Regions from separate parts of the Mus musculus genome. Here region 1 is linked to region 2. The links are chromatin loops, found by intact Hi-C in ENCODE. Cell type or tissue: left cerebral cortex. All regions are shown on one strand. Each heading gives the region's core, and the rest is flanking DNA. Links, peaks and the distances in the headings are about the cores only.

Region 1 (6,531 bases), core at 700-5,699, 110 kb after region 2:
TTAGTAAATACCAACTGACTGGACCTGGTGGTGCAGGCCTATAGTCCTGGCCATTTAGAAGACCAAAACTGGAGGGGATCATGAGTTCAAGACCAGCCTGCACTGGGCTTCCAAGCAAGTTCAAGGCCAGTGTTGGCAGTTTTGAAAAACAGGTCTCTAATCTCAGGAGGCAGACAGAGCTCAGTGAGTTCGAGGCCAGCCTGGTCTACAGCGTGAGTTCCAGGACAGCCAGGGCTACACAGTGAAACCCTGTCTCAAACAAAAACAAAAACAAACAAACAAAAAGGAAAAAAGGAAGGAAGAGAAAGAAGACTCTCAAAGGGTTTAAAAAGAGGTGTGGGAAGTGGGTGGGCTGAAGTTGGACGTCTGTTACCAAGTCTGATAGCCTGAGTCCCATCCCAAGAACCCTCGGGCTGGATGGAAAAACAGACTCCTAAAAGTTGTCCTCTAACCTCCACCCACGAGACCACACCCACAGGATCATAAATAAATAAATGAATGTCTTAGAATAAAACGGTGAGGAGCTGAGGTGGCAGGACAGACAAACAAACAGACAAACAAGGCTGAAGAGATGGCTCAGTGATTAAGACGTCTTCCAGAGGTCTTAAGTTCAATTCCCAGCAACATTATAACCATCTCGAATGAGATCTGGCGCCCTCTTCCGGCCTGCAGGCATACATGCAGGCAGAACACTGGATACATGATAAATTACTATTTTAAGTAAAGAAAATAAAATGAAGAGGCTGGCAGTGCAGCTCAGTAGCAGAGCACTTACCTAGAATACCAAGGTTCTGAGTGCAACACCCAATACAAGTACAAAGATTAACTGAAAAAGTTAACAGTTGCTGTATTGACTAAATCCCAGGTGGGCGCTTTGTAAGATTGTAGTCAGTGTGCACGTGTGCCTGGGTGAGTGCGCAGGAAGATCCTTTATGGGCCCATTGAACAGTTCAGATGACAGAGCAGCCCAATAAGGATGGAGAGGACCCAGGGTTAGAGAGATGGTTAAAAAGCACTTGTTGCTCTTACAGGGAACTCAGGTTCAGTTCCCAGCACTCAAGTCTGAAACTTCAATCCCAGAACCTCTGACACCCTCTCCTGGCCTCTGCGGGTATTACAGGCAGGCAAAACATAAAAGAAAAACAAGTACTTAGGTAAAAAGAATGGAAAGGATGAAAGCCCAGAGAATAAGCCAAGATCTGGCTGAATGATAGTCCTGTCTCAGAGGCTCCCTGCTTCCCCCAGGGCGAATTAACTACTCAGGCCTGTGTGCATCTTTATAAGCTAAGTATCACATCCAGGGTAAATTTGTTTATTTATTGTTTATTTGTTTGTTTATCATGGGTCCCAAGGCACACGTGTGTAGGTCAGAGGACAACTAACAGGAGCCATTTTTCCTCTTCCCTCCACTACGTTGAGTCCCAGGAACTGAACGCCCATGGTCAGGCTTGGTAGCAGACGCCTTTACCTGCAGCAGAGCCGCCTCGTAGGCCAGGTAATTATTTCTTTCCATGTCTGATTTCTCCCCTTGGCTGAGAACCCTTAGCACATGATGGGAACCAAAGGCTGCTCGATAAATGTTAAGGCTGAAGGATAAATGAGCAGGGGGAGGGGAAAGGCAGGAGTTGGGGGGGGGGGGTGTCTAAAGGATGAAGGTGAGCAGAAAGAAAAACCCAGGGAGACAAGCAACTGTCTTGTAACTGTCCTGTAACTGTACCAAATCTCCCTGTCTGGAGGATGGGAAAGGTTAAGCTTAGCTGTTGAGGCTATGGCCGTACTCTGAAGCCTCACATACCAGAAAGAGAAAAATAAATTGTACTTGGCAGACAGGGGGAACTTAAAGTTTTGTGACCGAAGAGGTCCCAGGAGATGTGCGCTTGCTTTATTATCCACACGGTCCTGAGCCTATCTCTTCCCCCTTTCAAAGCAACCAGCGCATCGTGGGACACAGACCCACTGGAATGCCAGGCTCAGCACACCACACTGGAAGGCAAGTCTGTTGCATCTCCTCATGTAAATGGTTTTTGGATTATCCACATGATTAACTCCAGGAGCCATGAGCATAAATAATACAGGGGCTAAGGAAGCTGAGTAACAACCCAGGCTGGGCACGGTGGCTCACACTTCCGCACCGGGGAGGAGGAAGCAGGAAGACTGCATGCCAGACAGCGAGCGAGAAAGATCCTGGCTCAAAAGAAAAGAGACTGGGCCCTGTGGAGGCGGGGACTTCCCAGCTGCTTAGGAAGACTGCAAACCCAGGGCCTGCCTGGGATACAGAAGAAGTTTTGGCCACCCTGTGCAACTTAATGAGACTTCATTAAAAAAAAAAAAAAAAAAGTGGATAGGGGGCTAAGGATGTAACTCAGTAGGTAGAGGATGCCTGGCATATACCTACAGGGCTCTAGGGCATGACACCCAGCACTGCATAAAACTGAGAGTAGCAACAGATATACCAATGTAAATCGAGCACTCAGAAGGTAGAGGCAAGAGTTTCAGGAGTTCAAGGTCATGCTGAGTTTTAGAGGCCAGCTTGAACCAGGGAATCAGGACTCCATTGCTCCTGGGGGGCGGCTAGCCTTACTTGAAGGTTCTTTTTCTTCAGATGCCTGGTATGACACTATATCTTAAAGTTAGAAAAGAAAAAGAAAAGGATGGGCTGGAGAGATGGCGCAGCAGTTAAGAGCACTGACTGCTCTTCCAGAGGTCCTGAGTTCAAATCCCAGCAACCACATGGTGGCTCACAACCATATGTAATGAGATCTGATGCCCTCTTCTGGTGTGTCTGAAGACAGCTACAGGATACTCATATGCATAAATAAAAAAGAGAAAGAAAGAAAGAGAGGGAGAGAGAGAAAAAGAGAGAGAGAGAGAGAAAGAAAAAAAGAAAAGGAGAGAGAAAAAAAAGAAGTGCTTGCCTGGAAGGTACAAGGCTCTGGGTTCATATCGCAGGACCACAAAAAACAAACAAGCCAACAAATACATAAATGAACTAACAAATAATCACAATTTGTTTTTAAATGCACAAAGGGTTTAATAGACATTCTCCAAAGAAAATGTACAATGGCCAGCACAAATGGAAGGATGCTTAACAACATGAGTTACCAGAGAAATGCAAATCAAAAAAAAAAAATCACAAGGAGATACTGTTGCCCACTGGAATGCCTATGCTAAAAAAGAAGGGGAGCAAGGATCTGGAGTAACCGCGTCACAGGCTGCTGGCGGAAACGCACAACGGTATAGCCGGTATAGCCACTCCGGGGAAGAGCTGGCGGTTTCTCAAAAGAGTAAATACAGAGTTACCATCAACTGCCACCACTCTTCCTCATGATGTGCCACGTCTATGTGGTTCCTAAAGGGACCCACAACCACCAGACGGGGAGGCCTTCCAGTGCTGCATTCCTTCAGAGAGAACCCAGACCCTCTGAAGTACCCAAGCTTCATCCGCTGAGACCCCAGGTGACTTTTTCTTTCCTCACTAGTCCTCCTCTGTCGGGTCTAACATCCTCTCTACCCTCTTTGCCTCCACTGAGGGACACAAGGGGCTGAATGTCTTATCCAGGGACTCCCTTAATTACACTGAGTTCAAATGCCTCTCTCAAAGCAAAAACAAGCCAGTTCTTTTTATTGATTGATTGATTGACTGTTTGTTTTCGAGACAGGGTTTCTCTGTGTAGCCCTGGCTGTCCTGGAACTCACTTTGTAGACCAGGCTAGCCTCGAACTCCGAAATCTGCCTGCCTCTGCCTCCCAAGTGCTGAGATTAAAGGCGTGCGCCACCACTGCCCAGCTTTTTTTTTTTCTTTTTTTTTCTTTTAAAGGTTTCTCTTTTCCACTCAGAAGTAAAGAAAGCAACTAGCTCATGAGAAGGTAGCTGGCTTTTGCTGAAGACATGGGCATTCCCATCCAATATGCCATCTTAGCTCTAGACCAGCATGACTGAAGGCTTTAAACACTGAGACCCCGAAGGACTGAAGGGAAGGTGGTATCTGAAATCTTAAGTGGCAAAGAGGTGTAACAGGGCACTTCTGAAGAAAGGGAACCCTCGAGGGAGGCCAGCCACCCGCCAGGAGCAACTGGGCCCTGATGCCCTGGAGAAACGGCAAGATGTTATGGCCTTCTGGGCACACATATCTCACAGGGCACCTCGACACCTTATGGTAGAACAGAAGGAAGCAAGCCAGCTAACTCACTAACTACCTAACCTTCAAAGCTCACCCATACAGGGCAGTGGTGCTCCAGGTCCTCCTCCCACCTGTATGCAGATCCCTGTGGATCCTGGAAAGTCAGGGCTTTTCCAGCTAGCCCACCAAACTTCCTTCAAGTTAGCAAAGGGCAACAGTAACCACCATGCTCTCTTGCCCTCAGTTTTCCATCAGATGCCCAGGTCTTCGCAGACTTATTGCTTGCCCATGAGAAAACCAAATACCATCCAAATACCATATACAATCCCAGGAACCGGCATGCCCAGTGAGTGTGCGCGTGTGCACACACACACACCTTTCCCCAGTATATATTCAAGTTGAGATGCTTGGTCATGGCTGAGAGAGTAAAAGGAACAAAAGGCCTGTCACTCAAGAACCGCCACTAACCAACAGAGCCTCTTGGTGCTGGACAAGGAACTGTATCTTCACGGCAAGCATAGGCAAGCTACCCCCGAGCCAAAGGCTCTGTTCGGTCTCCGGAGTGAAATGAAGTTACCCACCTTCAGGCTTTTGCTACAGGATGCTTTCTAGTGAGAGGCCAGATGTCAAACAAAATCAAGGAGTGACTCCCAGAAAGGGATGCAGGGTTCACAATTTGCTGACCCAGTTTCCCTGGGAATGTCAGATGACCCCCGAAGCAAGAGGAGCAAGCTCTGCTCACTGTTGATGTCCAGCTCCTTTAGAGGTCCGGGCATCCCACTTCCCGGCCAGGACACTCATTAAGCCCAGGGATTCCATGGAAAAGGGGAATGTGCCCAAGACTAAGAGGCCTGAGAGGACCTCACAAACACATGCGCTCTTCTCTAAGACGTGGAGATCTACGCTGGTGTAGGTGGCTGTCCCTCAATCTCTAGCCAAAGGACCCTCTAGGTCTTCTACCAAAGCAAGAGAAAATGAAGTCTCCCTGACCCTGGGTCCCTGGGTCATTGTTTGGTCTTGTAGACAATTTCAAGTGTTCAGAAAAGTCATGGAGCCTAAAGAATGAAATCCGAAGGAGACCCGACCCGTTATCCTCCCCCCACCCACCCCCATTCTAAACTTGTGGCTGGTGGAGTCAGCACCTCAGGTCTTTTCACTTCCTCTGTTTGCTCTCAGTGTAGGGACTCACAAAGAAACGGTGAGAAGGCAGAGAGCAAGCCACCGAAAGAGAGCAGATCCCAAACAAACAGCACATAAACAGAGCCAACCAGCTAACGTCGGCCACATCCAACTTCTTGGCAGAGGCTGCTGCACCATCCCAAAGCACCCAGGACCCAAAGGACCACTCATCTGAGACAGTAATCACCATTATCACACCCTGGAAAACCATACGAGAAGTCAATGGCTTTGAAACATCACAGAAGAACGAGGAAGATACATTATTTCCATAACCAAGTCTACACTCCCTCGGGCCTTGTGCTCGCACTTATCCTTCATCCATGGGAACACAAGTCAAGTGTCTGTGGTTTGGAGAAGTCTCTGCTTCTCCAGTTGATACGTCTTCATGAAGAAGAAGAAGAAAAAAAGGAAACCCAGAGAGGATGTCCACAGTCAGGGGTAAGGAGGCCTAGAAGATGGGAAACTTTGAGCAGCCATACCACCCAAAGGACCACAAACAGGAACATTCAGGCAAGCCAGTCCCACTTGCCCTGTCAACTGAGCAATGATGTGGTAGCCAGCTATAAGAGACAAGCGGAATAGCCATGCAACAAACACGCTGAGGGTAGAAGCAGCGTCGTTGCAGCACCCAGGCCTTCCCTCGGAAGCTCCGGGGTTGCACGGAGCCAGCATACGGACACAAGAAGCCAGAGGGGCTGGAGCGAAGGGGAAACGACGACGGCATAGCACGGGGACACCAGGCCTCGCGTGGCGAACGGGGAGTGCACGCCCGGCCGGACAGCGTGCACGGGTGGGCGGGCATGCAAGTGGCTCGGCGGAAGGGTTGCAGGCGTCACCCGCGGGGCGAGCGTGGCGAGGCCGGAGGGAGTGGGGGCGCGCACGGGGAAGCTGGTTACCGTGTGGTTCACCCCCCACATCAGGACGCTGAGAATCGGCTCGCTGGCCCGGAATAGCTTCACTTTCTGGCACACGAAATGCTTCTTCTTGGTCTTGGTTTTGCTGGCGCTGAGCGGCGCCACCGCCACCGCCGTGGTGCTGGTGCAGTTGGACGACATGCCCGGGGCGGCGGCGGCGGCGAAAGGGGGGGCGGCGGAGACAGCGCACCAGCGAGCGGCCCCAGGCCTCCCCCGAACCGATCCCCACCCCCGCTGCCTCACCGAGCCATGGTCGCGCCCGTCCCGTTACCTCCCCACCCCGCCCCGGTGGTTCCGTCCGCCCCACGCCCCGCCCTC
Region 2 (6,388 bases), core at 24-5,023:
CTCCGGCTCTCTCCTCGGTATCGTCACGCGGCCCTCGCCGCGGCCGGACTCCTGGGTCCCCGCGCGTCCCCGGTGCGATCGGTCGCGCTTCCTGCCGCCGCGTTCCCGGCGCAATGCCCGGCACGATCACCCCTCAACGCCGAGGCGGGGGCAAACAAAGCAGCCGGCGCTCGCCGCCGGCGGGAAGGACCCCGGCCCGGCGCCCGGTGCCCGGGCCCAGCGGCGGGGAGGGCGCCTTCCGCCCTCTCAGCTTCTTTCTTCCCCGCTGGCTCCGGAGACCGCGTTATAGAGAACTGCCCCCTCGCTGCCCCAATACCAGCGCCGCGGCTGCGAGCCCGCCTCTGATTGGGCGCTGCTGCTCTGACGTCACGTAGACCCCACCCCTCTGGCGGCACGGCCCCCGTCCCCATTCCGCACACAGACACACACACGTGGACCCGGAGCTGCTGGGCTGGAGGGCGGAGAGCAGGGACGCGTGGATCTAGGCGCGCGCGGGTGGAAGTGCGAGGGGCCAGACGCACGGCTCCTGGTGGCCTGTTGATGGCCTGGGATCGTTTTAGCTGGTCGCAGGTCCAGTCACTTGTTTACCCAGTAGAAGTCGCGGTTTTTCCGCATCTGTAAAATGGGAAAGTTTGTTTCAGCCCTTTGGAAGAAAATGGTGCTCCGTGAATTCAGAGAGACAAACTCAAAACCAACGTAGAGGAAAAAGATGAAGCCGAGCGTCGGTGGCTTAAGAGCTTGGTGTAGCAAGGAGTCGCTTGCTAAGAGTGTCCTGTGGTCTTTGCTCAGGGCCGGTAGAACAGGGGCCTGGCACTCGGGAACTCAAAAGCAAACAAAAACGCTTGTAGAGTGAATGATTAGGAATTCGCTATATATGTGCAAGATTCATAAAAGAAAAAAATAAATTTGGAGAAAGGGGAGCTTCGACACACCCACGGAAGACAATAAGCTGACTTTCTCTCCGTACTTGTTTCCTTTTCTTGGTGAAGTATGGAAGTGCCCCACATCTTAACGGAATTCCAACGCGCTGGCACCGTTGGGAGCCTCCAGATCCCAGGACTCGACCATCTGGATCCTGAGCGACCTGAATGGGTGGAAAAGACCAAAAACCTTACTCTCCATCCACAAACAAAAAGTGAATAATTTCCAGAACATGCTCTGATAATGTACACATCTCTCACATCTCTTCCCCTCTAGTTCCTACACAGCCTGCTCATTTGTGAAACTGGCTTGTTCCTTAGTGCTGACCTCTCCTCGGAGTCTAGAAAGAGCTGGTGCCCTGGCTGCACAGTCGAGCCCAGCGGCCAGTAGAGCATCCAGTCTTGATCACTGCTATATCCCTACTGCCCAAACGGCACAATAAACATTTGTGAGTCTTTGGGCTATTCATCGTCATCCTAAAATCAGGTTAGAAACAGCTGCTTTTCATCTGCAGAAGTACACGAGATTTATATGTTGGCTTGGACTAGGGGTAGGATGAGACTGAGGGATACAGATTTTTCTTCTGAGCCAGGGCAAAAGAAAGCTCTCCCTCCCTCGCTGATAGGGTCTCACCCACCATGTGGCCTGGAACTCCAGCGTCTGGCTTCACCCTCCCGAGTGCTACACTTAACATGTACAATCGCTTTTTCTGTACCAGGACAAATGATGCAGCTTGCATCCTCATCCTCCCAGCGGTGACAATAGACACACTGTTTTTCTAAATAACATCAAACAAGACCTGAGAAGAAAGGGATGGGAGGATGGGCCCCCCCCCCCCCCACACACACACCCTTTCCTTGGCAGAGACCCAAGGTAAAGCTTCAAAGTGGGACTTACTGATGAAGAGGGTTCAATATTCTGATCTCCCACTTCCCCTACCCCAGGTTTCCTCTAAGGAACAGCTGTCATGAAGTGGGTGGGTCCCTCTGGGGTCCTGCCAGGTCACATGTTTGAACTGGATCTAACCTCCAGGCTCCTTTGCCCATAGAGCCCTCACCCTACTTTAATCTCTCTCTCTCTATCTGGAAGACATTATAGAAGGTGGGTGATCTGCACTAGGGAGGGGGTTGGAAGCCTTAGCAGGATGTTTTTGGCTTAGAGAGAGAGACATCTAACTCCATGCTCTTCTCTAGGTTCTGTGACAGATGTCTGAGATCAGCCTTGGCCCACTGCAGGAGCTTGGCCTGGGAGGCTCCTTTCTCTTCCCCGTTTTCTGGTGTCTCTCGAATTTGCAGCCCTGCACCCAGCACGGTGTGGATCTCTGTGTGAATAAATCAGGGAAAATTATATAACAATGCAGCTCCCAGGCTTCTCCCTTCTCCCACTCCAAAGCTGCCAGCTCCCCAACCCTGAGATAAGGGTTTTAATGAAGGGGTCAACACGGTTAAAGAGTTCTCCCCTGGAGGAGAAATTCCCTCCACCTTCCCTTCCCGGAATACATGGAAGCAGTTAAAAACACTGTGGGGAATGGGTATATGCCACAGTTGAAATGACCCGACGTCAAGGTACCATCTTTTTCAGAAGACTTGGTGGGGGCGGCTATGATTGCCCAGATACGCTGTGTCTCAACGTCCCTTTCAGAAAATGGGACAACTGTGCTTTTCTCACAATATCAACAGCAGGGCTGAACGCGAAGTTTCCCAGCACCAATCCCCTCACGTGGGCCGACCCAACTGCTGCACTTCCCACAGTGAACAGTAGAGGGCACTCGCCCCCATCCTCCGCCTACCACAGGATGGGTGGCTGCTTCCCCTACAGACACAAGCTGGGTGCGAGGAACTGTTTGACGCCACTCCAGAGGGAAGGACAAAAGAAATAGGAAAGGCCCTTGGGGGGGGGGGGAGGTGGCTAGCCCAGAAGACAGTTCTCCTTCGAAGCCCATCTAGTTCTTAACCAAGGGAGAAGGGAGCATGTTCAGGGATTTTGAAGGGAGGGGCCTCCCAGGATCTCCCAGGGTAAACTTTTTCCTTGAACTGTCCTAGCCTTCCAGGCCGAACTTCCCAGCATTATTTTTTTTAAGATTTATTTATTTTATGTATATGAGCACACTGTAGCTGTCTTCAGACACACCAGAAGAGGGCATTGGATCTCATTACGGATGGTTGTGAACCACCATGAGGTTGCTGGGAATTGAACTCAGGACCTCTGGAAGAGCAGTCAGTGCTCTTAACCGCTGAGCCATCTCTCCAGCCCCACTTCTCAGCATTTCGTGTTTACTAATCTGTAAGAATTCTGCTACTTATTGCCCAGATCTGCTCTTCTAGCACAGACACTGTTTCTTGGTTTGTTCAGTTCCGTGACAATTGGTAGCCTGTGCTAGCTACAAACTCCAGATCCTCCTGCCCTGAACCTTCAAAGTAGCTGGGATTATAAGTGTCTACCACCACATATACTTTGTTTTTAAATTTATTTTTGTGTGAACGTATGGAATGTTCCTGTATATTCAAAGGCACATGACTGTGTACGCACATTGTCAAAATCAGAGGTCAGCCTCCACTGTTGTTCCCCAGGAGCCTTCCGCTTTTTGAAATTTTTGCTTTTTTTGTTTTGTTTTGTTTTGTTTTTTTTCGAGACAGGGTTTCTCTGTGTAGCACTGGCTGTCCTGGAACTCACTTGTAGACCAGGCTGGCCTAGAACTCAGAAATCTGCCTGCCTCTGCCTTCCAAGTGCTGGGATCAAAGGCGTGTGTCACCACTGCCCAGTGAAAATTCTGCTTATTTTTTTTAAATTTATGTATTTATTATATGTAAGTACACTGTAGCTGTCTTCAGACACTCCAGAAGAGGGAGTCAGATCTCATTATGGATGGTTGTTAGCCACCATGTGGTTGCTGGGATTTGAACTCAGGACCTTTGGAAGAGCAGTCGGGTGCTCTTACCTGCTGAGCCATCTCACCAGCCCCCAATTTTGCTTATTTTTATGTAGTTATATGTTACACCTTGGTTTTGAGATAGGGTGTTTCTTCGGGCCCTGAGGCTTGAGGATCAGGAGGGGATGGCTGGTCAGTCAGTGGGTCCCAGGAGTCAACCTGACTCTACCCTCACCCCCGAACCCCCCGACCCCCCTACCCCCATCCAAGGAATTACGAAACCAGGCCACCACACTGGGGCTTTTAAAATATTTACTCTTTATTCTTACTTACTATTGTTTTTGTATGCATGGGAACAGGTGCCATGCTGCATATGTTGAAGGCAGGGGACAGTTCTGTAGAGTTGGTATCCAAGGTGACTTACATGGACTCCGGAGGTCATGCTCAGTCCTAGTGCTGATTCCGCCATCGCCCCAGACCTTAGATACGAGCTTTCCTGATACATAAATCCATACTGAACCCAATGGCTACTTAAACATTTCCCCCCAGCACTCTGGAGGCTGAGGTAGACAGAGAGATCTGAGTTTGAGGACAACCTGGTCTACAGAGTAAGTTCCAGAACAGCCAGGGCTACACAGAGAAACTCTGCCTCAAATACAAAGAAAGGAAGAAAGGAAGAAAAAAAGAAAGAAAGAAAGAAAGAAAGAAAGAAAGAAGAAAGGGAGGGAGGGAGGGAGGGAGGGAGCAAGCCCTGTACCATCATGAGGGCTTAATTAAACAAAAGTAAACTCACATCTTCGTGATCTAATCCTAGGCTGAGGAACTGCTTGCCTAGCAAGAGGCCCTGGGTTTGATTCTCAGTACTATGTAAAGCAAGCCAGAGCGATGGCTCATCAGAAAAAGACACCACCGAGCCTCAGGTCAGTCCCTAGATCCCACATGTTAAAAGGAGAAAGATGACTAGTGCAAATTATCTTCCATCTTCCTGCAACATTGATGATGGGGAGGAGGAGGAGGAGGAGGAGGATAAAAACAGCCATGGTGGGCCACACCTGTAACCTCAGCTCTCAGGGATGGAGGCCAGAGACTCAGGAGGTACAGGCCATCCTCAGCTACATACATAGTCAATTCAGAGTCAACCTGGGCTACATGATATTTTCTCTTGGGATCAAAATCCATTTTTAAAAAATATTTATTTATTATATGTAAGTACACTGTAGCTGTCTTCAGACACTCCAGAGGAAGGCATCAGATCTCATTACAGATGGTTGTGAGCCACCATGTGGTTGCTGGGATTTGAACTGAGGACCTTTGGAAAAGCAGTCAGTGCTCTTAACCACTGAGCCATCTCTCCAACCCCCAAAATCCAATTTTATTAGTAAGATATCACTTACCGGGCGGTGGTGCGCATGCCTTTAATCCCAGCACTTGGGAGGCAGAGGCAGGCGGATTTCTGAGTTCGAGGCCAGCCTGGTCTACAAAGTGAGTTCCAGGACAGCCAGGGCTATACAGAGAAACCCTGTCTCAAAAAAAAAAAAAAGTAAAATATCACTTATGAGAATTCGTATTCCCATTTGCAGTAACTCCCATCCCCAAGCCCAGGGGACCAGTCTACTTAATGGCTGAATAGAGCTCCCATCTCTGGACACATCTTAGGAATGGAACTGTGTGGTCTTTTGTCCTGGCTTCTTTCATAAAAGTATAATGGTTTTGAGGCTTTTCCGTACACAAGTGATCACTCATGGACTGGTAGTTTATTCCTTTTTGCTACTGGGTGACATCTCAGTGTATGAATGGGTAGACCCTGCTTGGCTTACCCAGTCACATTTGGGTTGTTTTTTACTTCTTGGTTATAAATAATACGATCATGAACACTCGAATTTAAGTTTCTGTCTGTGTACCTCAGTGGTAGAACATTTTATTTAGCATGTCCAACGGCCTGGGTTTCATTCCTAGCACTGCAAGGCAGACAGACAGACAGACAGACACACACACACACACACTGTTTTGTTGAAGCAGGGTCTCTATAACTTCAGAATCACTATGAAGGAGACTGGCCTTGAACTTTGAACTCCTGGTCTAGGATTTAAAAATATTTTAAGGGTCTAGGGAGAGGTGGTTCCGTGTGTAAAGTACTTCCTGTGGAACCGGGAGACCTGAGTTTGGATTCCCAACACCCATGTAAAACGGTGAGGGAGGTAGCAAGAGCCTATAACCCTAGTGCTGCGAAGCAGAGACCAGAGGATCCCTGGTGTTATTCAACCAGCTGGTGCCATTCAGTGAACTCCAGGGTCAATGAAAGATTCTGGTTCAAAAAGTATGCAAATATGGTGGGTATCTGCAGAGGAAGGTACCAGTGACCTCCTGCCTTCACAAGGCTGCACACACATCTGCATACATATGCTCTAATATACACACACCCCGGGCGGACGGATGGACGGACAAATATAGCGAGGGAGGGGTTATCCCCGATGGACAAAGATAGCGAGGGAGGGGTTATCCCCACCTACACAAGTCATTACCGGGCTGGGAGTGGTGGTGCTTTTCTCTAATTCCAGCCTTTGGAAGTGAATGCATTGTGTAGTCAGGGTTATCATC

Evidence for each region. A loop is a pair of places that touch in the nucleus more often than their neighbours do. Peaks named below come from ENCODE experiments on the same cell type or tissue, not always from the same donor. Only the 100,000 strongest peaks of a DNase experiment are listed, where the experiment ranks them.
Region 1: it touches region 2 in a loop (3-fold over the local background); 6 of 42 quality-filtered maps call a loop at or near these places.

What each region holds. Positions count from the first base shown.
Region 1 is chr11:97,738,251-97,744,781 of GRCm38, forward strand. Pip4k2b (phosphatidylinositol-5-phosphate 4-kinase, type II, beta) reads right to left here and starts at 6,454. Exons shown (of 10, transcript NM_054051.1): 1 at 6,196-6,454. The coding sequence starts at 6,354. In left cerebral cortex, for the core only: a CTCF peak has its summit at 2,790 (motif pointing left); DNase peaks (open chromatin) are centred at 2,171, 3,269 and 5,420; H3K4me3 peaks cover 1,483 bases; H3K27ac peaks cover 323 bases.
Region 2 is chr11:97,629,444-97,635,831 of GRCm38, forward strand. It overlaps Epop (elongin BC and polycomb repressive complex 2 associated protein), which reads right to left and starts at 273. Exons shown (of 1, transcript NM_175332.3): 1 at 1-273. In left cerebral cortex, for the core only: a CTCF peak has its summit at 2,679 (motif pointing right); DNase peaks (open chromatin) are centred at 361, 1,035, 2,262 and 2,647; H3K4me3 peaks cover 795 bases; H3K27ac peaks cover 2,651 bases.